Linked DNA regions of Mus musculus: all the other regions are linked to region 2. Evidence: chromatin loops called from intact Hi-C (ENCODE). Cell type or tissue: left cerebral cortex. All regions are shown on one strand.

Evidence for each region. Peaks named below come from ENCODE experiments on the same cell type or tissue, not always from the same donor. Only the 100,000 strongest peaks of a DNase experiment are listed, where the experiment ranks them.
Region 1: a loop joins it to region 2, with 2.8 times the contacts of the local background. A loop is called at or near these places in 7 of 42 quality-filtered maps.
Region 3: it touches region 2 in a loop (4-fold over the local background); 2 of 42 quality-filtered maps call a loop at or near these places.

What each region holds. Positions count from the first base shown.
Region 1 is chr10:125,720,503-125,728,502 of GRCm38, forward strand. No RefSeq gene overlaps it. Among named protein-coding and RNA genes, the nearest start is that of Gm36884, 20 kb to the right of the region's middle. In left cerebral cortex, a CTCF peak has its summit at 4,977 (motif pointing right); DNase peaks (open chromatin) are centred at 5,014 and 5,395.
Region 2 is chr10:126,865,214-126,873,213 of GRCm38, forward strand. It overlaps a transcript of Atp23 not described here. Among named protein-coding and RNA genes, the nearest start is that of Gm24179, 29 kb to the left of the region's middle. In left cerebral cortex, CTCF peaks have their summits at 4,634 (motif pointing left) and 4,842; a DNase peak (open chromatin) is centred at 4,617; H3K4me3 peaks cover 360 bases; H3K27ac peaks cover 259 bases.
Region 3 is chr10:126,326,260-126,334,259 of GRCm38, forward strand. No RefSeq gene overlaps it. Among named protein-coding and RNA genes, the nearest start is that of 1700025K04Rik, 42 kb to the right of the region's middle. In left cerebral cortex, a CTCF peak has its summit at 4,539 (motif pointing left); a DNase peak (open chromatin) is centred at 4,508; H3K4me3 peaks cover 527 bases.

The sequences.
Region 1 (8,000 bases), 1.1 Mb before region 2:
ACACATGAAACTCAAGAAGAATGAAGACTGAAGTGTGGACACTATGCCCCTCCTTAGATTTGGGAACAAAACACCCATGGAAGGAGTTACAGAGACAAAGTTTGGAGCTGAGATGAAAGGATGGACCATGTAGAGACTGCCATATCCAGGGATCCACCCCATAATCAGCATCCAAACGCTGACACCATTGCATACACTAGCAAGATTTTATTGAAAGGACCCAGATGTAGCTGTCTCTTGTGAGACTATGCCAGGGCCTAGCAAACACAGAAGTGGATGCTCACAGTCAGCTAATGGATGGATCATAGGGCTCCCAATGGAGGAGCTAGAGAAAGTAGCCAAGGAGCTAAAGGGATCTGCAACCCTATAGGTGGAACAACATTATGAACTAACCAGTACCCCAGAGCTCTTGACTCTAGCTGCATATATATCAAAAGATGGCCTAGTCGGCCATCACTGGAAAGAGAGGCCCATTGGACTTGCAAACTTTATATGCCCCAGTACAGGGGAACACCAGGGCCAAAAAGGGGGAGTGGGTGGGCAGGGGAGTGGGGGTGGGTGGATATGGGGGACTTTTGGTATAGCATTGGAAATGTAAATGAGCTAAATACCTAATAAAAAATGGAAAAAAAAAAGAAGAACGGGTGGTTGCGTCTTTCTTGCTGGTCAAGTGGGATGCGACAGTGATGTACAGATTTTATGCACTACCTATTGAAGTATTAATTTTTTTACAGAGCCTACAAAAATTATATGGAACCACAAGAAGCCCTAAATACTCAAAACAAACTTGAGTAAAAAGAACATATATCTTCTGGCATCATATCTTCTGGCTTAGACAGAACAAATCTTTTGTAAACATCAAGTCATTGTATTGGTGTAAAAGAGGCATATAGGCTTAGATATTTCAAAACCTACTTTTCATAAGGGTGCTTAAATGTTTTAACCTCCCTTCTAGCCCACCACCCGCCAGAGGCAGTGGAAAGGAAAGGTTAATAGGGCCAAGGAGGATGTGGACCTGTTTAGAGATAGTTCTTTGGAGCAAATCCAGTCTGTGTTGTCAGGACATCAGCAGTTCAGTTCACAGGAATCAGCAACTGAAGCTAGAGCCCCTCGCAGATACCCTTCATGAATCAGCAACAGCAGTTCAATCCAGAAGAAACTGGAAGAGGCTCTACCGTTCGGAAGCAGCAAAAGCCTGTGGGAATGCCAATGGAAGTTCTTTGGTATAATTCTGTCTATGAAGTCATAACAAATGATGGCCAGCAAAGAGTGATGAGGTGAACCAATACCATAGAGCATTGTCAACGAAGACCAGTGTCAACAAAGCTCAAAAATGATCAGCAAAGCATGGCAAGGCAAACTATTACCACCCAGCATCGTCCACTGTCCATTGGGTTATATTTATACCCTTTCTAAACATCACGTGTTCTCTCAAGTGTCTGCTCTAGCAAAACATCACACGCCCCTTTTCCAGGCTGCTTCCAGAAAAAACACCATGTGTCTACTTCAACAAAACCATCCCCTTATAAGACAGTTTCCAGAAAAATATTACATGACACAAGTAATAGTCTCCGAAGAAACGATAAATTTCCATTTCAGAGGCAAATGGGTGAGAGAAACTGAATAGAATGCATAGAGGACTCATCTACGGCCAGCTGGTTCTCTCCTGAGAACCAAGAGCACACTTAGGACACAGGAAGTGTCCCAAAAATTGAGCAACCACTTTCAGAAGAATAAAACTGCACCTCTATCTCTTAGCAGTTACAAAAACCAGTTCAAGTAACTTAAATATAGACCAGAAACTATAAAAAAAAAAAGGCTAGGGGGAAATGTACAAGATATTGGAATGAAAAAGAATACTTAGAAGATTTCAAAAGAGAGATGGGAGGAAAAATAGACAAAGATGACTCTATCAAGCTTTTTAGCAGCAAAGGAGACAATGTGAAGCCTTCAGAAGAAGAAAGAACATTTGACAACTTTATAAACACATAGCACACTCCAAAAGTTAGATCATAGCAATAGTAACAGGTAAGCTCAGGGAAACCCTTGGAAAAGAAGGCAAAGGAATGTAAGGGCCACAGGGCCTGGAGGGCACCAGGAGGACACAGGAGGACACCCTCTGTAGGAGGTGGTTCTGATGTTTTGATTGGGAATCTGCATGTAAACCCTGAAGGTCCTCTTCCCCAATTGGTTCTTGATCAATCAATAAAGATACTAATGGCCAATGAGCTGGGCAGAATAGATGGGCGGGATCTCCAGTTTTCCTGCAGGCAGGCTAGCAGAGCAAAGGGAGAAAGTTTTCACCATGCTTTGGAGGAGCCACAGCCATGTGAGATCTAGTGTAGAGTGGTCATTGGCCACTTTCTCAACTGGGCCTGGGGTAGCAGATGGGATATTCGAATGTCATAATGTGATAGCAGAGGAAGGCGTCTAAGAGCCCAACCATTGAACTAAAGTGTATCAAAGATAAGCTAGTGTGTGTGTGTGTGTGTGTGTGTGTGTGTGTGTGTGTGTGTATGTGTGTGTGTGTGTTTGTGTAAGCTAATGTGTATGTGTGTGTTTCATCCATGGATCTGAGGGAACCTGGGTGGAGCTGGTAGCATGGTCCACCTAGAGCTTAAAGCAGGGTAGCAAAATCTACACACTATAGCCCTCTATCAACTGGCCAAAGTTTGTATGTATTCATGGACACTGGAGCAGCACCAGATATGTCAGTATTGTTCTGTTCTTTTTTTTTTATGTCTCTACACTGCATTGTAGTGCTAAAGTAAACAAAGTTATTATACTACAGTTTACTTTTATATACTGTGTGCTTTTATTGAAGTTCCCATATATTTTTCTCTAAAAATAATTTAGTAACACAGAGATAGGTTATTTCTCTGATAGGTTATTTCTCCTCCAGTGAAATGAGCCAATTCAAGCCAGATTAGAATATATTAAAGGCAGGTTCATTGGGAAGCTGCTCTCAGGCAGGCGAGTTCTCTTGCCCCAAGGAAAGAGGCCAGGGAAGTTGCCACAAGGGGGAGGGGGTTGCACAGAAGAAAGAGAGAAAGGACAAAAAGGTGTGTGTGTGTGTGTGTGTGTGTGTGGAGAGAAGAAAAGGACAAGAGAGAAGGAGAGGGAAAGGGAGAGAGGGAGAGGGAGGAGAGAGAGGAGAGGGAGAGGGAGGAGAGGGAGGGGAGGGGGAGGGGGAGATCTGGATTATATAAGGAGGAGTCTCTAGGGGAAGGGCAGCCCAGCTCTGGGCTGGAAAGTTCAGGGTTGGAGGAGGGGTATGCAAGGTAGGGACTGAGGGATGTAGGGAGAACCTGGAGGCCAGGTCCGCTTTAATATGTAAAATATGCACCTCAGTCCCTTGTTTTGGGGGTCTGGAACCAAACACACAGTTTAATACACATACATCAAAATAAAACATACATGACATATGGGTTGTGAAAAACATCAATATTGCTAATCAACAGGGAGATGCAAATCAGAGCTACAGAGTATTACTCCAATAAGAATTATTGATATCAATGTAACAAGAGACCAAGAAATGCTGGTCAAGATGGGAAGGAAAGGAACCCTGGTGCACCATTGCTAGAAATATAACCTAATACACCCATTATGGAAAATAGTATTGGGGTTCCATAAAATAAAACTACTGTATGATCCACCCATCTCACTACTGGGTATCCAAAGGGAATTTAGTGGGCACATTGAAGAGACATCTGCACTCTCATGTTCACTGAAATGCTGGGATGGTTTGTATGTGCTTGGCCCAGGGAGTGGCACTATTTGGAGGTGTGGCCCCATTGGAGTAGGTGTAACACTATGGGTGTGGGCTTTAATACCCTTGTCTTGGCTGACTGGAAGTCAGTATACTGCTAGCAGCCTTCAGATGAAGATGTCAAACTCTCAGCTCCTCCTGCACCATGCCTGCCTGGATGCTGCCTTGCTCCTGCCCTGATGATAGTGGACTGAACTTCTGAACCTGTAAACACCATCCCCAATTAAATGTTGTCCTTATAAGAATTACCTTGGTCATGGTGTCTGTTCACAGCAGTAAAACCCTAACTAAGACAAATGCTATCCATGGGAGCCAAGCTGAAGAAACTCTCTAAGTTTCTCATGGTTGATGGATGGATACAGTGAATATTAAAGTGGATTACTTACTATTCTGTCACTCACAATACAATGTGATCATTCAAAAATATAAATAAATAAATAAATAAGCACAGATGAAAAACCAGAGATTGTAATGTTAAATGAGATAAGCCAACAACAGAAAGCCAACTGCCTCGAGAGTTCATTCATAAATGGAATCTGTATGAGATATAGAAAATAAGGGTAAGGTGTTTGGAGCGAGTGGAAAGGGTGGGTTAAGAAATGTTGGCTAACAGGCAGTAATGTACAGTTATGGAGAAGGAAAATCTGGCCCGCCGCTGCCCAGTGGGGTCACTGGATGACAACAGCACTGTGTGTTTTAAAAAGCTCCAAGGAACGATCCTGTCTGTTCTCATGATAAGCAAATTATACGTGTGTGAGGAATTAGATGCGTCTGGATTTCGTATTATGTGATATGTGTACATACAACAGTGTAAGATGGTGCTCCGTCAACATGTACAATTGTATGTTGTAATGTATCCCCTAAGGAATTTTGGAAGTGGCCATTTAATTTATTTAATTCAGTAAAACATGATGCTGTTCTGGGACACGCAGCTCCGTGGCTAAGCACATCTTAGTTTGCAAAGGGCGATGGGATCCATCCTCCACCCATAAAAACGTACACGTAAGCCCAACTATATGTGCTATCTTGCATGATAGCAGATTGATTTAACTCAATAATAATTCGATTCGCCTACCTATAAGTAAACGTTAAGACACAGTCATTGCAAGTTGCAATGTTCGTGTGTGGTTTTTTTTTTTTTTTTTTTTTTTTTTGTACTGACCACTAGAGGGCAAGACAATCTAGCAGATTCGAGTAAGCCTAATTTTACCCTACAGAGGGCGGTACCCACCACGCTGGGCAAACGCGCCCACGTGCTCCACCAGGTCCCAGCCACTCACATCTGCCTTCTCCTTGAGGGTGATTGAAGAGCGGAAGAAAAGGCTACGGTCCTCTCAAGTAAACAATTTGTTGGCTGGCTCTTCTAAAGTTATTAGGGAAGTAGGTTCAGTTAAACAATTTTATTTTTCTAGATTTAAGTAGTTTAAGTCTGAAGTGAGAAGGAGGGAAGTCTCGAGTTTGAAGATAAATCTTCACAAAAGGGGAACCAGGAAACATGTGAAAATCATCTCCAATCAAAGGGACCCAGGGTTCCGCCTTGCCTGTTCTATAAACACACAGCATGGGTTTATCCTACAAGTCAAAGTCTTGAATTAGCAACATAAATAACCCTCCAGGGAAACAAAGGAAGGCTATGGGGGAGGGGCGGGCAGAGGGAAATCTCGAGTCTCAGACCCAGCATCTGGGACAAGGCCCAGCGTCCCTTCTGCTCAGCCTCAGTGGCCTGAACTGACAAGAGTGGGTGTCAAGTGCGGCTGCTCCTGACTTTCTCACACTGACTTAGCCCTGCCTCAACAGATGCAAAGCTCCTCTCTCTCCCTCTATAGGGGAGAATCTCTTCTACCCAAAGTTGGGATGGGAAGTGCGCATGCGCACAGCCACACAGGCGCCATTCTGTACAATCCTCTAACTTTAAAAGTGAGCCAAGTAAGAGATGATATTTCGCTGGCTCTTTAAAAATCTGTATTTTCTTTTCTTTTCTTTTCTTTTCTTTTCTTTTCTTTTCTTTTCTTTTCTTTTCTTTTTTCTTTTCTTTTCTTTCTCTCTCTCTCTCTCTCTCTCTCTCTCTCTCTCTCTCTCTCTCTCTCTCGCTCTCTCCCTCTCTCTCTCTCTCTCTCCCTAGCTCTCTCTCTCTCCCCCTTCCTTCCTTCCTTCCTTCCTTCCTTCCTTCCTTCCTTCCTTCCTTCCTTTCTTTCTCTCTCTCTTTTTTTCTTTTTGTTATTTGTATGCATCTCTACAACTAGTATTTTGAAGATAAATTTTTGACCCTTTCTTGAAAGAAATCAACAAACGGGGGGGAAAAATAAAAACTTCTGTTAAATTTTCTCTTTTAAGAAAGAAAACCAGGGCTGGACTAACAGGAGCGTGCTACGCTAATCTTTGGTGCCGTGGCACAAGGGAGTAAACTTGAGACTAGACAAGCAGAAATGTCTCTGACCCTTCTCTCATCAGCTGAGGGCTGCCCTGTCTGGATCTAGGGACAGGAAGGACTGTGGCCAGCAGCCAGAGATGCCTGAGCTGAGGCCCCGCGAGTTCCCCCAGCTTTGTAAACTGTTTTTTTGTTTTGTTTTGTTTTGTTTTGTTTTGTTTTATTGCACACTCGATCTAGCAAATGTTTCCTTGATTCTCCACTCGTCATCAAGTCTGCCATCAAACATGTAAGCTGATCTCTTCCTTGGGGTCACCTAAAAACAATATGAAGTAAGTTTATGTATGATGTCTGCTTAAGCTGTCTGCTCACAGCAGTCCCAGGTTCTGAACCTCATAGAGACAAAGGGAAAAGAAATTCTTCTCCTACGGAATGGAAAGGGGCCGATTTGGGGATACTTGACAGGGGTTCTTTTGACACTGTTTTTGTTTTGGATTTTGTTTTCCTCACAAAGTTTTTTTGTTTTTCGTTGTTTTTTTGTTTTTGTTTGTTTGTTTTGTTTTCCTTAGCGAATATTTGTCTTTAGTGTTGAGATTATGTGGCTGCAGCTGATCATGTATTTATGACATGTGACCTTGCACGGTTACACCTGGAATGTAGTGGTTAATCCCCACAGGAACAGGCTGTCCTCTTTCTCCTCCACGTGGTTGAGATAGATGCATGGTTGAGATAGATCGAAAGAAAAAGAGAGAAAGGGGCGGGGGAGGATACATCACCTTATCATTGGCACAATTGGAACCGCTCTTTGGGATAGAGCCAGAGAAACCAGTGTGAACTCAGACGCAATATCTGAGGGAGGAAAAAAAAAAAGGGAAACAGATTCTGAAAATGATTGCTAAATTACTTTCTGTATATAACCTTATCTTTTTTCAATCTTTCTCCGAATAAGAGGATTCACAACTTTAACTCTACCATAGACTATATCAGAGACTCCTCTATAAATCATCTAAGGACCCAATTAACTTTGGGGAGAAGAAGACAGAAAAGGACTTCATTTATTTGTGAACATGGTTTTTAAATTTTACACTACATTTTCATTTTATTTATTTGGTGTGAGTGTGCGTGTGTGTGCTGGGGTCAGGGTGGGACATGTTTGTGAATGGTGTCAGAGGTGCTCCCCTCTGCTGGTCACATTTTCTACTTCCCCTGAGAGATGGCTCCCTGATGAAAGAGCACAGGCTGCTCTTGCAAAGGACCCAGGTCCAGTTCCCAGCATCTACATGACGACTCACAACCAACCACAGGGAAGTCCAGTTCCAGGGGTTTGAGCCCCTCTTCTGACTTCTTCGGGGCAACTGTATGTATGTGGCGTTCTGTAGAGGAGCAGGCACCCACATAGACAGAAATAAAATTAATAAAATTGTTAAAGGATCTTTTCACTTGGGGATATGACTTTGACATGTCTTTCTGTTTCAAGATAAGTAGAAGCCATTCTCCTGCAATGGCATCTGGGATGGTTTGTGTGTGCTTGGCCCAGGGAATGGCTCTATTTAGAGGTGTGGCCTTGTTGGAGTGGGTGTGGCCTTGTTGGAGTGGGTGTGGCCTTTAAGACCCTCATCCTAGCTGCCTGAAATTCAGTATTCTGCTAGCAGCCTTCAGATGAAGATATAGAACTCTCAGCTAAGACAGCATCGAAATATAATCAGAAAAATAGAGGGAAATCATCAATATTTGAGCAGTCATCAGGCATTATTTGACAGCAGGCCCTTCACCAGCTGTTTGTGTTCATTCTAAAAAATGCTGATTTTTATTGGAAGAGCAAGTTGCATATTTCTTAATTCCATTCACTTTCCTGAAATCGTT
Region 2 (8,000 bases):
TTCAAAGAGATGCTGGGAGGAGTGAGGGACCGGCTTATGTGAGGTTGGTCACGAGGGGAAACCCTTTATGCTGTTGCTACATCACATGAGTACTGGAGAAAACAGTATCTCAAGACTGAGTCCCCCAAAAGGTTGCTCACCATCCCCAGCAAGTCCTTTTGCACAGTCGGCCACAGCCGAATGTTTCACTTCTAACTCTTCTATCAACAATGTAACAATGACTTAGTTTCACTTCCCCGGGATAGGTAATATATGCTACATTGCTCAGCGTGGCACCTCACAACTGTAGTCTTCATACTAGACACAAGGAGGCAGGAAGACCGCAAGCATCCGGGCAGCCAGCAAGCTCTTGTCTCAAAAAAATAAAAAGGTACCAGAATAAGATGGACGTCGGCACAGCTCTAAAGAAGCAAGGTGTCTTAGCTTGGGTTTTTAATTTCTGTAAAAGCACCATGGCCAAAAAGCACACTGGGGAGGAAAGGGTGTATTTGGCATACACATCCATGCTGCCATTCATCATCTAAGGAAGTCAGGGCAGGAACTCAAACAGGCAGGAACCTAGAAGGAGCCGATGCAGAGGCCATGGAGGGGTTCTTACGGACTTGTTTCCCCTGGCTTGCTGAGCCTGCTTTCTTAAAGAGCCCAGGGATGATCCCACCCAAAATAGGCTGGGCCCTCCACCACCAATCACTAATTAAGAAATGCCCTGCAGCTGAATTGAATGGAGACATTTTCACAGTTGAGGCTCCCTCCTTTTGGATAATTCTAATTTGTATGTCAAGTTGACACAAGACTAACCAGCACAAAAGAGTAGAGACTTCCGGCTAGCCGTAACTTGCAAGCCAACAGTATTACTATAAAATGCCTACAATTGTCTATTCTTTAAACTCAAAATCCATTGACCAATCTTCTGACAAGAATGTCCGGGCTGTGGAGATGGCTCAGCCAGTAAAGCACTTGTCCTGAAAAACCTAATGATCCAAGTTCCACCTCCAAAACCTACAGAAAGCTGGGCCCCACAATCACGCCTTCTGACCACCACGTGAATGTCCATGCACACATGGTCATAAAAAGTAACAATTTTTCCTAGAAGAATGCACATGGCCCTTAATTTCCTTCTTTGTCTGACAAACGGCACAAGGACAAGATGCATTGATACAATGAAATTGTGTGTGTGTGTGTGTGTGTGTGTGTGTGTGTGTGTGTGTGTGTATTTATGTGCACCTATGTATATTATGTGCATGTGTGTTTATGTGCATTTATGTGCATCTGTGTAAAAGGACAAAAGCCAGCAACCTAGGGCGTGAGTCTCAATGATGACTCTTTATTCAAATCCAGTGTTTGAGTTCCCCCCTCTTCACAGCGACACTGGATTAATTAAAGAAAATACTAATTGTTCAATAGGAGAGCAAATCAGAAAGCCACATTAAGAAATCAGTAGAGGGCTGGGCGTGGTGACACACGCCTTTAATCCCAGCATTTGGGAGGCAGAAGTAGGTGGATTAGTTCCAGGACAGCCAGGGCTACACAGAGAAACCCTGTCTCAAAAGAGAGAGAGAGAGAGAGAGAGAGAGAGAGAGAGAGAGAGAGAGAGAGAGAGAGAGAGAGAGAGAGAGAGAGAGAGAGAGAGAGAGAAGAAAAAAAGAAATCAGTAGAAGGTCTAGAGAGATGGCTCAGCAGTTAAGAGCACTGGCTGTTCGCTCCTGAGGTCCTGAGTTCAATTCCCAACACCCACATGGTGGCTCACAACCATCTGTAACAGGATCCAACGACCTCTACTGGTGTGTCTGAAGACAGCTACAGTGTACTCATATAAAACAAATAAATCTTAATTTTTAAGCAAGCTGAACAAGCTATGGGGAGAAGCCAGCAAGCAACGTTCTTCCCCGGCTTAAAAAGAAAACAGACATCAGTAGAAACAGTGGTCTGTTGTCACTCTCCTATTTTGAAAAATGCTGAAACAATACCACAGGAACTAAAACCATGCTCCCATTCAAACCTAAGGCAGGTTTTCCTCCTCTTTTAAACTGAAAATCCCTCTCTCTGAAGTAGAACCTATCTCACATCTCTGGGTCCTATCGTAATGCCTGTAAACTCGAGGGGATGAAAACATGTCCTCTAACCGTGACGGCCATAATGAGCTCCCCTGAACCATACTCCACGGAAGATACACGCTTCTCAATAGTGATGGCCGTTCTATTAAAAACGAAGGGAAATGTCTCTCAAACCATACTCCGCGGAAGATACACGCTTCTCAATACTGATGGCCGTTCTATTAAAAACGAAGGGAAGAGACGAAACCAAACAGAGAGGTCCAGCTGTCTGCTCCTGGGATCTTAGATCGTAGGATGCTGAGGCCCCTTTTCCTCAGATGCTAATGGACGCTACGTCAGCATGCTCTAGACAGGCTCGGGTGCCCATTTGTATTCAGGGCTATCCACAGTAGCCAAGTCATGGAATCAACCTAGGTATCTATCAGTGGATACGTAAAGATAATGAAGGGCCGATCCACAATGTAGTTCTATTCAACCATAAAGAAAAACAAAATTACATCAAGTACAGGAAAATGGATGGAACTGGGTATCGTGTTAATGGAAACAAGATAGACTCGGGAAGACAAATGCAGAATCCGGTTTTATTTTTTAAGATATAAAAGTATAAGGAAGATTGTTTAAAAGCAGAAAAGACACAAAGACAAGGGGGCAGGGAAAGAGGACCCTAAGGGAGTGTCATTAAAGTACATGACATACACACACACACACACACACACACAGATTATTTTGTACAATCAATATATGTTAGTAAAAAGAAAAATTGGGAGAGAATAAGGATCCTTTAATCGAATAAGTTTGAGAAATATAAACTGTATGAGATTAATTATGTATTTCACAGTTGTAGTTTTTTTTTTTTCTTTTTTGGGGAACCTTCGATACAGGGTCTCACTGTGTAGCTCTGGCTGTCCTGGAACTCACTCTGTAGACCAGGCTGGACCTGAATTCAGAGATCCACATGCCTCTGCCTCCCAAATGCTGGGATTAAACGTGTGTGTCACCACCACCTGGCTGGCGATAGAGTTTCTTAAGAAAACCTTGTTGTAAAATTCCAGGAAAGGGTTAAAGTGTGCAACTTTTTCCAAAATTGATGAAATGTATCACACTTTGAAAAACAACATCTTTCAAAATCAGGTTTAGGAAGTAATGTGTCAAACAGATGTTTAATGTGTATGCTTTGTTTATTAGAATACTGCCTTTTTGCTTAGATTCACCATTCTTCTGACCCTCCACACAAACAGAAACAGCGACTACTTAATCAGGTTGTTATGTGACTGAAATGAAGTCAAATATAGTCAGACACCAAAGTCATAACAGTCAGACCATGATGGACAAAATTCCAGCCAACAACGGACCACAAAAATGCCAGGAGTGGTGAGTTATGCCTGCTGTCTACGCACTCACGAGACCGAGGCAGGATTGTGAATTCATAGCAGGTCTGGATACACAGCTAGTCTCTATCTGAAAAAAGAAAACAAAAACAAAATAACTATACATAGGAGGCTGAGACTGCTGGATTCTAATGAGCTGAAAAAGTCCTTATTGGCCATAAGTGCAGCTCCCACCCGCATTGAAGGAACTTCTCTTTGCTGTAACAGACAGAGACCATTATAGAAAACTATAACCAATCAAGACGCAGAGAACAAGAGACCTGACTGTGTCCAGTTCCAGCTGATACCTCTACAACACAATTCCGGCACCTAAGCTTCAGGGATCATTGCAGTAGAGATGGAAAGATTGGAAGAGCCAGAGGAGCAGAAGTTTTCTGGGGTTTGTGTCTCCTAGAACTGCCAGGGGGCTGTGCCCATGAGTCTCAACAACATGGCTACCTAACAAGGACAACAGCAATGGACACGCTAACGTGGAAGGAGGAAAGCTCACAGTACCTCAACCGCAGTCAAAGAAAGACTAGCAACTGGGAATACTGAGAGCCAAAGAAATTGTCTTCCCCAAGGAAAAGCCTCACAACTGGTTATCCAATGCCAAGTGATCGGGTCCAGAGATTGTCGACATTCAGCATACAGGACACATTGTATGAACTAAGCAGTAGTGTGTGTGCACGCGTGTGTTCCTGTGTGTGTGTGTGTGTGTGTGTGTGTGTGTGTGTGTGTGTGTGTGAAATCAACTCGACTCTCACCACTCTCAGACATCAGAACTGTCACATTTGACTCCTGTTGTAGTTGGGAGCCAAGTCAGCCCACCTAGCAATCCCACCCTGTCTGGGACTTTCGCTTCTCTACCCTGATAAATACCCACCCACCCTTGACTCTTTCTCACAGTGGAAGATCCGAGAGGGAAAAAACGCCAGGATCTAAGCACAAAAGGAAGCACAGGACTTTCAGATGTCAAAGCCGAGCCGAAGGACTTCCTAAATCAAGGCGCCTAGGCGAAAAGCTATACATCATTTAGGGAAATGCAGACGCTGGAGAGTGCACTAGACCTGCATTTAATTTCTAATCTGTTTTTGCACCGCTGCATGCCAAAGTTGATTCAAATAAATATTTAAATAAAACCTGAACTGCACAGAGTACTGAGAAAATGACCGGATCGGGTGTGACTGGAAGCTCATCGGTGGTGCGCGTGCGCCCTCTGCTGCTGGACAGCGCTTCCAACAGCTCACTCTCCACGCGGCCTATTTCTGTTCCTCTTTAATGCTGGAGGGGTGGGGTGGGGGGTGAAGATAATATTATTATTTTGGTTTGTTTTGCACATAACAAATGGAAATCCGCATGCATAAACTTGATTTGTGGTTCACCCTCATCTCAGAGAGATGTCATGGACAAAAGCACTCAGAGATTTCCTGGAGGCTGAGATCATGGAGTATATACTATTCTTTCAATGATAAAATGTCCTGACTGGAGGGAGTGGCACATGCCTATAGTCAACTTGGGAGACGGAGGAAGGACGGTGCCTGAGATGTTTCTGACTTTGAGAATGTGGCTGTGGTCATGCACAACTGTGATCCTACCTCTTTGAAAAAATAAATAATAAGTAAAATGTCCCATAAAAGGTATTTTACGTGGGTATCCTGACAGCACATCATTGAGGTTCAAATTTTATTCACGATATAGACCTTTTTAGTCTTCATTTTTCTGTGGCTTACTTCTCAAGATTGCCAGATTTAACAAGCATAAACACGCCCCGTGTGTTTCCGTAGGATCTTGTTACAAATTGGGGCTGGAGAGGTGGCTCAGCAGTTTAGAGCACTTGCTGCTCTTGCAGAGGACCCAGGTTCAGTTCCCAGTGTTCTCAAGGAGGCTCACAACTGTCTGTAGCTCCAATTCCAGGGAGATCGGACGACCTCTGTGGGCAATGGATGAACACGGTGTGCGTACCTACATGCCGAAAATACTAATACACATGTCTTACTTAGGGTTTTTATTACTGTAATGAGACACCATAGCAGAAAGGAAGATGGGAAGGGAGGGTTTGTTTGTCTTACACTTCTGTATCATTGTTCATCACTGAAGGAAGTCAGGACAAGAACTCAGGGCAGGAACCTGGAGGTGGGAGCTGATGCAGAGGCCATGGAGAGGTACAGCTTCCTGGCCTGCTCATTGTGGCTTGCTCAGCCTAATTTCTTGTACAACACAGAACCACCAGCCCGGCAGTGACTCTACCCACAATGGACTGGGCCCTTCCACATCAGTTACTGGTTAAGAAAATGCCCGACAGCCAGATCTTCTGGAGGCTTCTCAATTGAGGTTCCTCCCTTCAGATAACTCTAGCTTGGGTCAAGTTGACAGAGACTAACCAGCACAACACATAGCATAAAAGAAATAAATAAATCATATATATATGTAGTTTCCAGGTCTGGTTACAGACACCTTTAATCCCAGCACTCAGAAGATAAAGGCAGTGGGCCATAGTGGCACATGCCTTTAATCCCAGTACTTGGGAGGCAGAGACACTTGGCCTCTCAGTTCGAAGCTAGCCTGGTCTACAGAGTGAATTCCAGGAAAACTAGGGCTACACAGAGAAACCCTGTCTCAAAAACCCAAAAGAAGGAGGAGGAGGAGGAGGAGGAGGAGGAGGAGGAGGAGGAGGAGGAGGAGGAGGAGGAGGAGGAGAAGGAGAAGGAGAAGGAGAAGGAGAAGGAGAAGGAGAAGGAGAAGGAGAAGGAGAAGGAGAAGGAGAAGGAGAAGGAGAAGGAGAAGGAGAAGGAGAAGGAGAAGGAGAAGGAGAAGGAGAAGGAGAAGGAGAAGGAGAAGGAGAAGGAGAAGGAGAAGGAGAAGGAGAAGGAGAAGGAGAAGGAGAAGGAGAAGAAGAAGAAGAAGAAGAAGAAGAAGAAGAAGAAGAAGAAGAAGAAGAAGAAGAAGAAGAAGAAAAGACAAAGGCAGGTGGATCTCTGTGAATTCAAGACAAACTTGGTCTATATAAGGAGTTCCAGGAAAGTCAGGGCTACTAGAGAGGCCTGTATTAAAAAATAATAATAAGTTAACACAGTGGCACATGTCCAGCTATTTGGGACTATGAGACAGCAGAATTCCAAGCCTGAGAACAACCCAGGCTACACAGATCAGTTCAAGGCCAGCCTGCAGCAGAGTAAACTCTCTCCGTCTGATAAAACACTAAGTCACCGAATAAAACAGGTATTCACTGTTTATCTAAAATTCCCGCTTTACCAGGTTTTTTTCTCTGTTTTTTTCTGATAAGTTTACCTCCATTTTCCTGTGACCTCTGAACTTCACAACTAAAATTATTTTCGCTTACGCTAACCAGAGCAGTTAGCTCATCTTAATAAAGAATAAAAACAAAGCATCTCTCCCTTCATTTTCTGTTTGTCCCCTCGAGTCTTTAACATCGGATCTAAGAGTAAGAGCCTAGTAAGGAGGGTCAGCCAGACACGAGACTGAAGTTCAAGAAACTTGTTCTTAAAGTTACTTAATGAAGAAACGTAAAGAACTCTCTAGTTTCTTTTTACAGCAAAAGTATTATACAAAACCTACATAATATTTTAAAAGTATAATAGTATAGTAGTCTAAACTATATAATCGTTTAGAAAGAGAAGGACCCTCCGGATGCAGAACCCTCCAGTCCTGAACCTCCTGTGGGAGCCTTGAAACTCCAGGATGCCCAGCCCCATCTGTTGGCCAGTCATTACATAAGATCCCTGAATCCAGAAACTCAAAGAATTCCGGGCTCTCTAAGGTGGTGGGGGTGATGTAAGCAGACAGGAAAGGAATCCACTCCCTTGGGGCTGCCAAGGTCCTTCAAGGACTACTTCTCCACTTTGACGTCTGTGTGTGAATTGAAGCACACGGACTGAGAGCTTTTGAGTCTTTCTAACCAGCTGCTAGCTGTTGTTAATGCTCAGGACCAAGGGTTCCACTTAGACAGCAAAGAGCCTAGGGGACCAAAAAAAAGAGGTAATTTGCTATAATATGGAGTAATATAAGATCTGTGTGTACTGAAATAGCAGGTCACAACTACATTACTGTCATAATGTCACAGCAGCTGTAGAAACGGGAAGGATCGAAATGGGAAGAAAAAGAAAAAAAAATCTTGATTGTTCTTCGGGTGTTCTCTGTGCTGTCTTCAGTGATGTCTTCTGTCTGTCACTTTCCACCAGCAGAAAAAGACTGAGTGCCCGCTCCCTGCCTGCTCCTCCAGAAATGCTGCCAGAATTTGGGTGAGACCGTTCTACACCCAGCATCTCAAAGATAGCAGCCATCTAAACCACATAAGTTCAAGTCATATTAGAAGTTGGTTCACAGGTCATTTCTGCCTGGCGATTCTTAACCATTTTGATCAGTCAGAGCTCCAAGGAGCAACTTCCGCAGTCCATGAAAAGGTGTGAGGCTGATCAAATCAACCCTGGAAAGCATAATTGACAAATCTCCTCGTGTGGTTTTGAGAAATTAATCAAGACAGGTCTGGTGGACCTTTGCTGAGCCTCTTTGGGACAAATGACTCAGTTCCCGATGCACTGTTATAAAGGAAAACTCC
Region 3 (8,000 bases), 540 kb before region 2:
GTTTACATATCCACTGTCTCAAATTACCCAAGCCCTGTCTATGAAGCTAGGAACATCTAGAAGGAAGAGATGGTATGGGTCTTTATGACCACATGCAACCTGAAACCCTACACCTAGCAAGCAGTAGTTTTCTAATAAATGAGAAATTTGTTGGAGCCACACAGCAAAATTAACTTTATGATCTGTGTACAGATGCAAACCACGTTTCACGAGGGAGAGATTAATTCTAACATTCACGTATCATTATATTCACGAATAAGTGGATCCATAATAGATAGTACAGCCCATGGGTGCTAAAAGCTCTAGATGAAAATTTTCACTAAAATTTGCTTAAAGGGTATTTTATGGTTACATCTTAGAATAAGGAGTTTTGTCAGGCAAAGTGGCTAATTAGTATGCTATGAAAGTAGCTGAAATAGTTCATTGGCCTCAGTCTCCTCTCAGTATTTATAGGATCCTCTTAATAGTAGGTAGTTAAATTGAGTAACTTTTATATGGCTTGGGGAAACTACTCAAAGTGATTACTTTGAAAAAGAAGTCTGAGCCCTTAACCATCTAGCCTTCAGATTTGACGCTTGTCTCCCAGTCAGCCTTGAACACCTTAGATTTAGTTTCTTCTCGTAGTGAACATCTTAAGGATGGATAAATGGTGACCATCATATATTTGTTTATATATTTTTACTACATATATTCAAGAAAAAAAGTAACTTGATCGGTCCTTTATCATCCTATAGTCTTCTAGAATAATAAAGTGAGCTAAGTTATAGGAGACTCTGAAGCAGCAAGTCACACCACTGGTCCAAGGAAAAAAGCCTAGGTCATTGAAGACTATGGACAGATGTCTGAGACTACTGATTACTGTAATTCTCAAGATGGGCCTGAATAGAAACAGGAGTAAAGGGCGACCAACATCGTCACAGGTTTGTAATGTGTTGAACAGGTTGGCATGAAATACCAGTGAATCACTCAAGTTGGCAGTGGGCAAAACCCGTTTAAGAATGCCACACTGCTGATCCACAGTCAAGGTCCCCACCTATGTCTGCCTGTGTGAGTTGTGGATTGTTGCACAGCTGTCTGGAGTAATCCTCACATCATGGCTCCACAAGATTGCTTTCAGATATTAAATGATTAGTCTCCCTGAGGGACCTTCCCGTAGGACTATGTGAATGGCAGCCACATTCATTTCCAGTGGACACACATGATGTGAGGACAGATCCATCTGGCTGGTGGGATAAGAAGGAATCTGATAACTCACTTCAAATGCAGCGGTAGCCATGAGATTATCTGAGAATTGGTGTTCATGCTTGAGCTCTGTCTTCTTCAGGTTGCACAAGAAACCAGCTTCCAAAGCTGCAACAGGGTTAACTTATTTTTCACTAACTTGATCAAATCTGTGCCTCTGACAGATGAGCCACCAAGTCAAGCACAGATGCTCTGGGGGGCTCCTTTTCCCAGTGAATTTCTACTTCATTGTTTCTCACTGACATACAATCTGTGAGGACAAAGGATGGGGAGTGTCCAAGATTGTAAAACACTAAATGCAAACATTTGTTCTATTTTTATTACATAAGCTGGAATTTTTATGTGGATATGTAAAATGATGATTGCTATCTCTTAAATGTGTTGGGGGGGAAGACCAGTATTTGGTGGGTTGGAAATGAGTTATTTGAACCATCTTTAGAAAATCTCCCAGTATTTGGTATTTCAGAGTTTGTACAGTTTTCTTAGGTACTCAAAAAAGTACTTAGCACATAGGGTGGGATTAACAAAGTACTTAGCACAAACAGAAGGAAGAACAAAGACACATAGGAAATAACTACAGGAAGAAGGAAAGGGGGGAGAAACAAGGAAGGGAAACAAAAAAAAAGAAGGTAGGAAGGGAGAGAGGGAGGGAGGGAGGAAGGAAGGAAGGAAGGAAAGACGGAAAGAAAGAAAGAAAGAAAGAAAGAAAGAGAGAGAGAGAGAGAGAGAGAGAGAGAGAAAGAAAGAAAGAAAGAAAGAAAGAAAGAAAGAAAGAAAGAAAGAAAGAAAGAAGTAAAGGAAGGAAGGAAGGAGAGAAAGAGAGAGAGAGAAAGAGGAAGAGAAAGAGGATGAGAAAGAGAAAAGAAAGAATGGAAGGAAGGAAGTAGGGAGGGTAGAAAGGAGGAAGGAAGGAGGGAGAGAGGAAGGAAGAAAGGAAGGGTGGAAGGGAGGAAGGAAGGAAAAGGAGACTAAGATGGTAAAAGAAAATTTGTATCATAAAACAATAAAAAAAATTCCAACTTGAATATACTGATCTTGACACTTAAAAGTCAAAATGAAATGTCCCAATACACACAGATGGGCTCACTGGAGGCAGCCTCGTGTTCATCCAGATATTCAGATGCGGTTCCTCCGAGTCAGTCAGTTTCCATACCTCCGTGTACTGATGCAGTGAGCATTCCTTGTACCTTCCTCATCCCTGAGCTTCAGCCAATTCCTTCTCCACATCCTATTCTTCATGCTCTCGTTTTCTCTCTCTCTCGCCCCTCCCCCATTGGGTCCCCCTCTCCCAATGCTTAAAGCTCCATCCATTCCTAAGACTTGCCTTATTCTGTGGGTTTTGTTAGAGTTAAAATGTCCACCGGGTCCGTAGTTTAGAAATTCAAATATTTTAAAGGAGTCTAAAGAAATCTATATGAAGTTTGCACCAGAATTATCTTTTCTTCAAGATGGCGGCATTAGAGTGGCTAAGTCCCAGTATCATGCATGTGTGCATGTGCTGTGAAGCGGCTTTTTCCTGTCTGGTGGTTTGTGCTTCCATCACTAATATCAAACAAAGAGAACTAACTCCACCTCGTACTGCAGTTTGAATGAAGCCCTGACATTTTTGGCTAGCTTCCTCTTCGTTAGTAGTAGTTCTAGACTCCTGTTGATTTTAATCAGGTCTTGGACTCATAGGGCTCACAGAGCTATCACCCACTTTGGTAGATGTGTGGTTTTTATTATAGTGGAAATTTCTTAACATAGAATTTCCTCTTACGAGCTCTTTCTTACTCCACATAAATGTGTCTTTATCTAAAGCCTTGGAGAATACAAAAGCATTGGCTTTACTGTGGATGATCTCTAAGATGCCCCCCCCCCCCCCATCTCTCAACCCCTCTCTCTTCTCAGCCCATTTGTCAACCCTGTAATTGTACCCGGTCAGCCACCCTTGCCAGATTCCCCAATCTTTCTTTTACCACTCACCATGGCTCCAGCTCTCTGCTCTGCTAATCTCCCTGATGCTCAACGGCAGGCCCCATCCTTCATCTTCCCAGAATCTTCTTTGATTTGCCGCTCTTCCAATTCTGAGAGGCATTGGCTCAATACTACCAGTCACCCCCTTTCCTACCTCCTTCAGCGCCCAGACGTCAAGATGTGTTTTTCTTAAACCCTTCTGATGCCTTGTGGACTGTTAGTTAGACCGTTGTCTTTTCTTTCCCCAGTTTCTTTGTCTTTAAACTTCAATTTTATTTCCAGTGTACCTCTTACTTAGTCCATAAATTGCTTTGACTGTCTATTTTCTGCCGGATCTTGCTTATAAAATTTTTTGTACAAGCTATATCAACAGTGAAGTCCCAGGAATCATTTTAGATATATCTGTGCACAGGGTAGAGGTTGGAGGAGGGGGGTTACTCTTCTCGCATCTACAGTCGGTATTGTGACCCAAGGCAACATGACATAGAGACATGTGGGAGACACTGTGCAGTCTATCTTCTTGCCACCAAAAGAATGGGAAACTGGAGGCAGGAAGCAGGAGAGAGAAATTTTGCCTGAAATGACGGAGAAACCCACACAGTTTCAGAATCCTCATCACCCTACACTATCAAGTAACCCCGATCTAAGGTCAAACAGGAAAACAAGTTACAATAATAATATTAATAATAATAATAAAATAGAATCAGACTATTGCCAAATTGAAAGTTGCAAGTTACCTAGATGACTCATGGTTTTGGTTGCTGTGTAAATTCTAATCATCCTGGCCTTTTGAGCAGAGTAGGGGATTTTATTTATTTTTGAATAGCAGGAAGGAAAGCAGCAGAATAAAGAAAAACACAAGAAGAAAGAAATCTAGTTATGGGCTTTCCGGGACATCTTTCCTGGGTAGGGCAGGTTTGTGATCCTCAGTTTATAGATTTACTTTTTTTTTCCCCCTAAGCAGGCTGGGCCACAGCTAAGCTAAATGGCTTTGACAATTCAAGCGGAGGGTTTAGCCCTAATTCTCCACCCCACTCCCTCCATATAAGGCCAATGCTGAAATTCAAAAAAAAAGGAAAAAATAAAACAGAAGCCAGCTCCAGCTCCACCAGAAGGACAATTTGGGGTATATGAAGGAGCAGTTTGTATTTCTGCTGAGTTCAGAAAAGATTCATTTAGATGCGGCTATGAAATTGAGTAGGTAGCCAGGAACTTAGTGAAATTGCTGGCCTGAGGGCAGAGCATGCTCCGGGCAGCGCCTGCCCTTCACGTAGCGCATGCGCAGTCTGGGCCGAGGCCGGCGGCTCGTGCGGTGCTTCACTGCCACCTACAGGAACTGTGGCCGCCGAGCCAGCGTCCTGGGTCAGGCCAGCCACCCTCTAACAACTTGCTGTGTGTGCTTTCTTACTGGAAGACTGTAGTTAATTTTTCATCAAGAGTAATTACTGTGTGAAAAGTCCAGGTCACTGTTTAATTAACTCCAACGATAAATGAACTGGATAACCTTAAGGGCTTCGTTTCCTTGCTGCAGGAAATTTGCTTTTAACTCCCCCCACCCTCAAGGTTCCTTTTTTAAAAATGAATTAATAAATGCCTAAATCATTAAATCATGCACTATACTATTATTTGCTTTCCATGCACAATTATACAAAAGAGAACGGTTGTCTGACAGCAGAAAGTTTTCCCTAAGTTATTCCCTCCCCCACCCCACCCCCCACAAGGACACTCAGAACTGCATAAATAGAATTCCCTTAACTTGAAGCACGTGTGTGTATCTCGCGGTTGAAATATGATTAGAGGTCCCTATCTCCACAGAAAAGGTTATTACAAGGTATTTTGCATAGAGCTGATTCCCAAGTGATGTCCCCCAAGCAGGAGACATTTAAAGAAGACGATCTTACAAAAGTGTTCTCTGTGTGTTTTCACACTGTTTCTCCGTTAGATGTAGCAGGATACATTTTTGGGTGGGGCTAAGATATCCAGTGAGCCCTGAGAAGTTCAGTACCGAGCCATTTGGTAACCCCCGTGGTGTTTTGGTGGCCGACTTAGCCACTATAGCAAGCCTGAACACGGAGTTTACTAGATCAGACACAACAGTATACGAAACCATTTCCCAACCTCTCCTTTTCTTTCTCTCTGCACAAACAAATCCTTCAAAGACAGTGATTCTAAAACATTTCAAAGGATTCAGAGGGCACAGAAAAGTCGAGCCTGCTTTTCTGGGCTTTCCAGTTCATCAGCCACAGCAGTAATGCTGACTTATTGAAAATCATATGAAAATCGGAGAGATAATTAGAGCTCGTTTCTACTTGGAGCAACAGCCTGAAATTTCCATTGAAAATTTACAAATTAGAGAAAAATTCGGATTTGGTATTATCTCATGCTGGAGAGCCTTACTCATACTCGGGGGGTGAGAGGACAGGGCTGTGCTCTGTGGCTTTGTTGCTGGTGTTTTCTACCAGAATGTTTCCCCCTCCCCTTTGTTTCATCTTTCTCATTTCTTAATTTATTTCCCCTTCTTCTACTGTGTGCTTCCATGAAAGGAACTCTAAATCCTCTTTAGGATGAAGTGCGAATAAAAATAAATAGGTATATAAATTTTGCTCTTGTGTTTTATGGTTCTTCTTTATACTTTTTATTCTTAATCTCTCTCTGGAATCCTACAGGTTTATCTAGAGAGACTAAACAAAGCCCATCAATATGAGTGACTGGCACTCTGTGCTCTGAGGTACAGCTGCCTCACTTGGTAGAATATCCACACCCACCCCGCACTGCTTAGCATGGCCTCTCCACAGGAAACTTCAGCAAGGCCTCCAGAGCTGTTTCTTCTCGTGCACTGTCCTCCCCAGACACTCTAACCAGTTAATACAGACATCCAGTAATCAAAACTTAATTTTCTCTGTCAAGGGTTGAGAGGCCAGAAGTCAAAATGGAAACTAATACATTCCCCAGGGCCATAATGACAGAAGCGTACAGTAAAGGGTCCTTCCTCTACTCTTCAGGCTTCTGCCAGCAACCTTGACTGTCCTAATTCCTAAACTGGCATCCATATCAACTCAATCTGCCCCCTCCTCTTTCTCCCTCTCTCCTCCCTGCCTCTCATACATCTCCCAAGTCCAAATTTCCATCTTCATCATTGGATTAGGGTCCAACATAGCACACTGTGGCCTCATCCTAAAAGTGGTCACATCTATACAGATTGTAAAGGTCACATTTGAGGTATCACATAGGCATAGATTTCAGAAGGACAGCACTCACCTCAGACACCTGTTGTGATGGGCACAGGGGACTCAGTACTCTCTAGAGGGCATGGGTTTAATGACAGTTCTTACTAAAATGAGCTGGAGAGGTAGATGGCTTAGTGATTGAAAGAGAATTCTGTTCTTGCAGGGTACTTAATTCTGTGCCTAGTATCCACGTTGGGTGGCTCAAAAGTGCTAGTATCTACAGCTTCAGGGAATCATAGGTCCTTCTTCTGGCCTATGCATTTGCACACACAAAGCATGCACATACTCGAACACACGCGCACACACATGAACACAATAATATATTTGCAAACAAAGTATGCCTTCATTTCTTAATTCAAATCGTCCCTTTGTTTGTTTGTTTGTTTGTATTTGTTGTAATGTATTTCATTTTAGTGAATACTTTCTGGTATATTTTGGATATTCCCCTCCTTTTCTTTTTCTTTTCAAAAAGGTTTTTATTGTTGTTGTTTTTAAATCAGAATAATATGCCTACAAACAACTGAGCAGACTACTGGCCAGAGACACGGATCTTCACCAGCCAGCTGTCATTTGTGAAGAAACAATGTTAGGTTTCCCTCATTCAGCACACAGCAGTGTCTGTGCATTCTCCATGAGCCATTTCAGAGCACACAGATAACATGTGTTATTAGAGTACCTTGGTTGCATACACCATTTGGAGGACATTTGTAAATACAATCTCTCTCCCACATACTTGTTTTCTGAACTGGGAGCACATGTGTCAGGAAAGAACCCAAACAATGTTTTGTAAGAGCTAAATTTGGAAGCAAGGGGTTGACTTTCCCATCTGTACAGCAGTGTAAAGGTTGCCTAAAGTGAATCAAAGTTCTTGTAATCGGTGACTCTATCAGGAAGGAACAGGATAAAACTGGCATTTAGAACTGGTAGATTGGAGTTCCATTAAGAATAGTCTTTCTTGGGTTGGAGAGATGGCTCCGTGGTTAAGAGCACTGACTGCTCTTTCAGAGGTCCTGAGTTCAACTACCAGCAACCACATGGTGGCTCACAACCATCTGTAATAGGATCCGATGCCCTCTTCTGGTGTGTCTGAAGACAGCTGCAGTGTACACACATCCAGAGAGGATGGTCTTTCTTTACTAGAGAGATGTCCGCATGGTCTCTAGCCAGGAGTAAAGAGCCTTCAGTTGGGAAGTACAGACTTGTAAATAAAAGGCATTGAGCCCATCCCTTGGCAGTGGCTAATGAGAGCAGAGTGGCATTGGAATTCTTGCCCTGAAGTAATGCAAGCATCTGCCTCCCGTCCTGGCATCTGGCTGGGTGCCATGAGCACTGGAGTTCTGGGTATACAGAGTATGCTAGGTGGTGAGGAGAAGCCAGGAAGCTGGAGAGTAAATAGTTCTAATAAGTTTCTTATAAAGACGTAACTGGATGCCCGATCCCCAAGACTCGTCACTGTGAATATGTTCTCATTCCTGTGCCCAATGCCTGGCAAATACAGAACTGGATGCTCACAGTCATCTATTGGATGGAACACAAGGCCCCTAAAGAATGAGCTAGAGAAAGCACCCAAGGAGC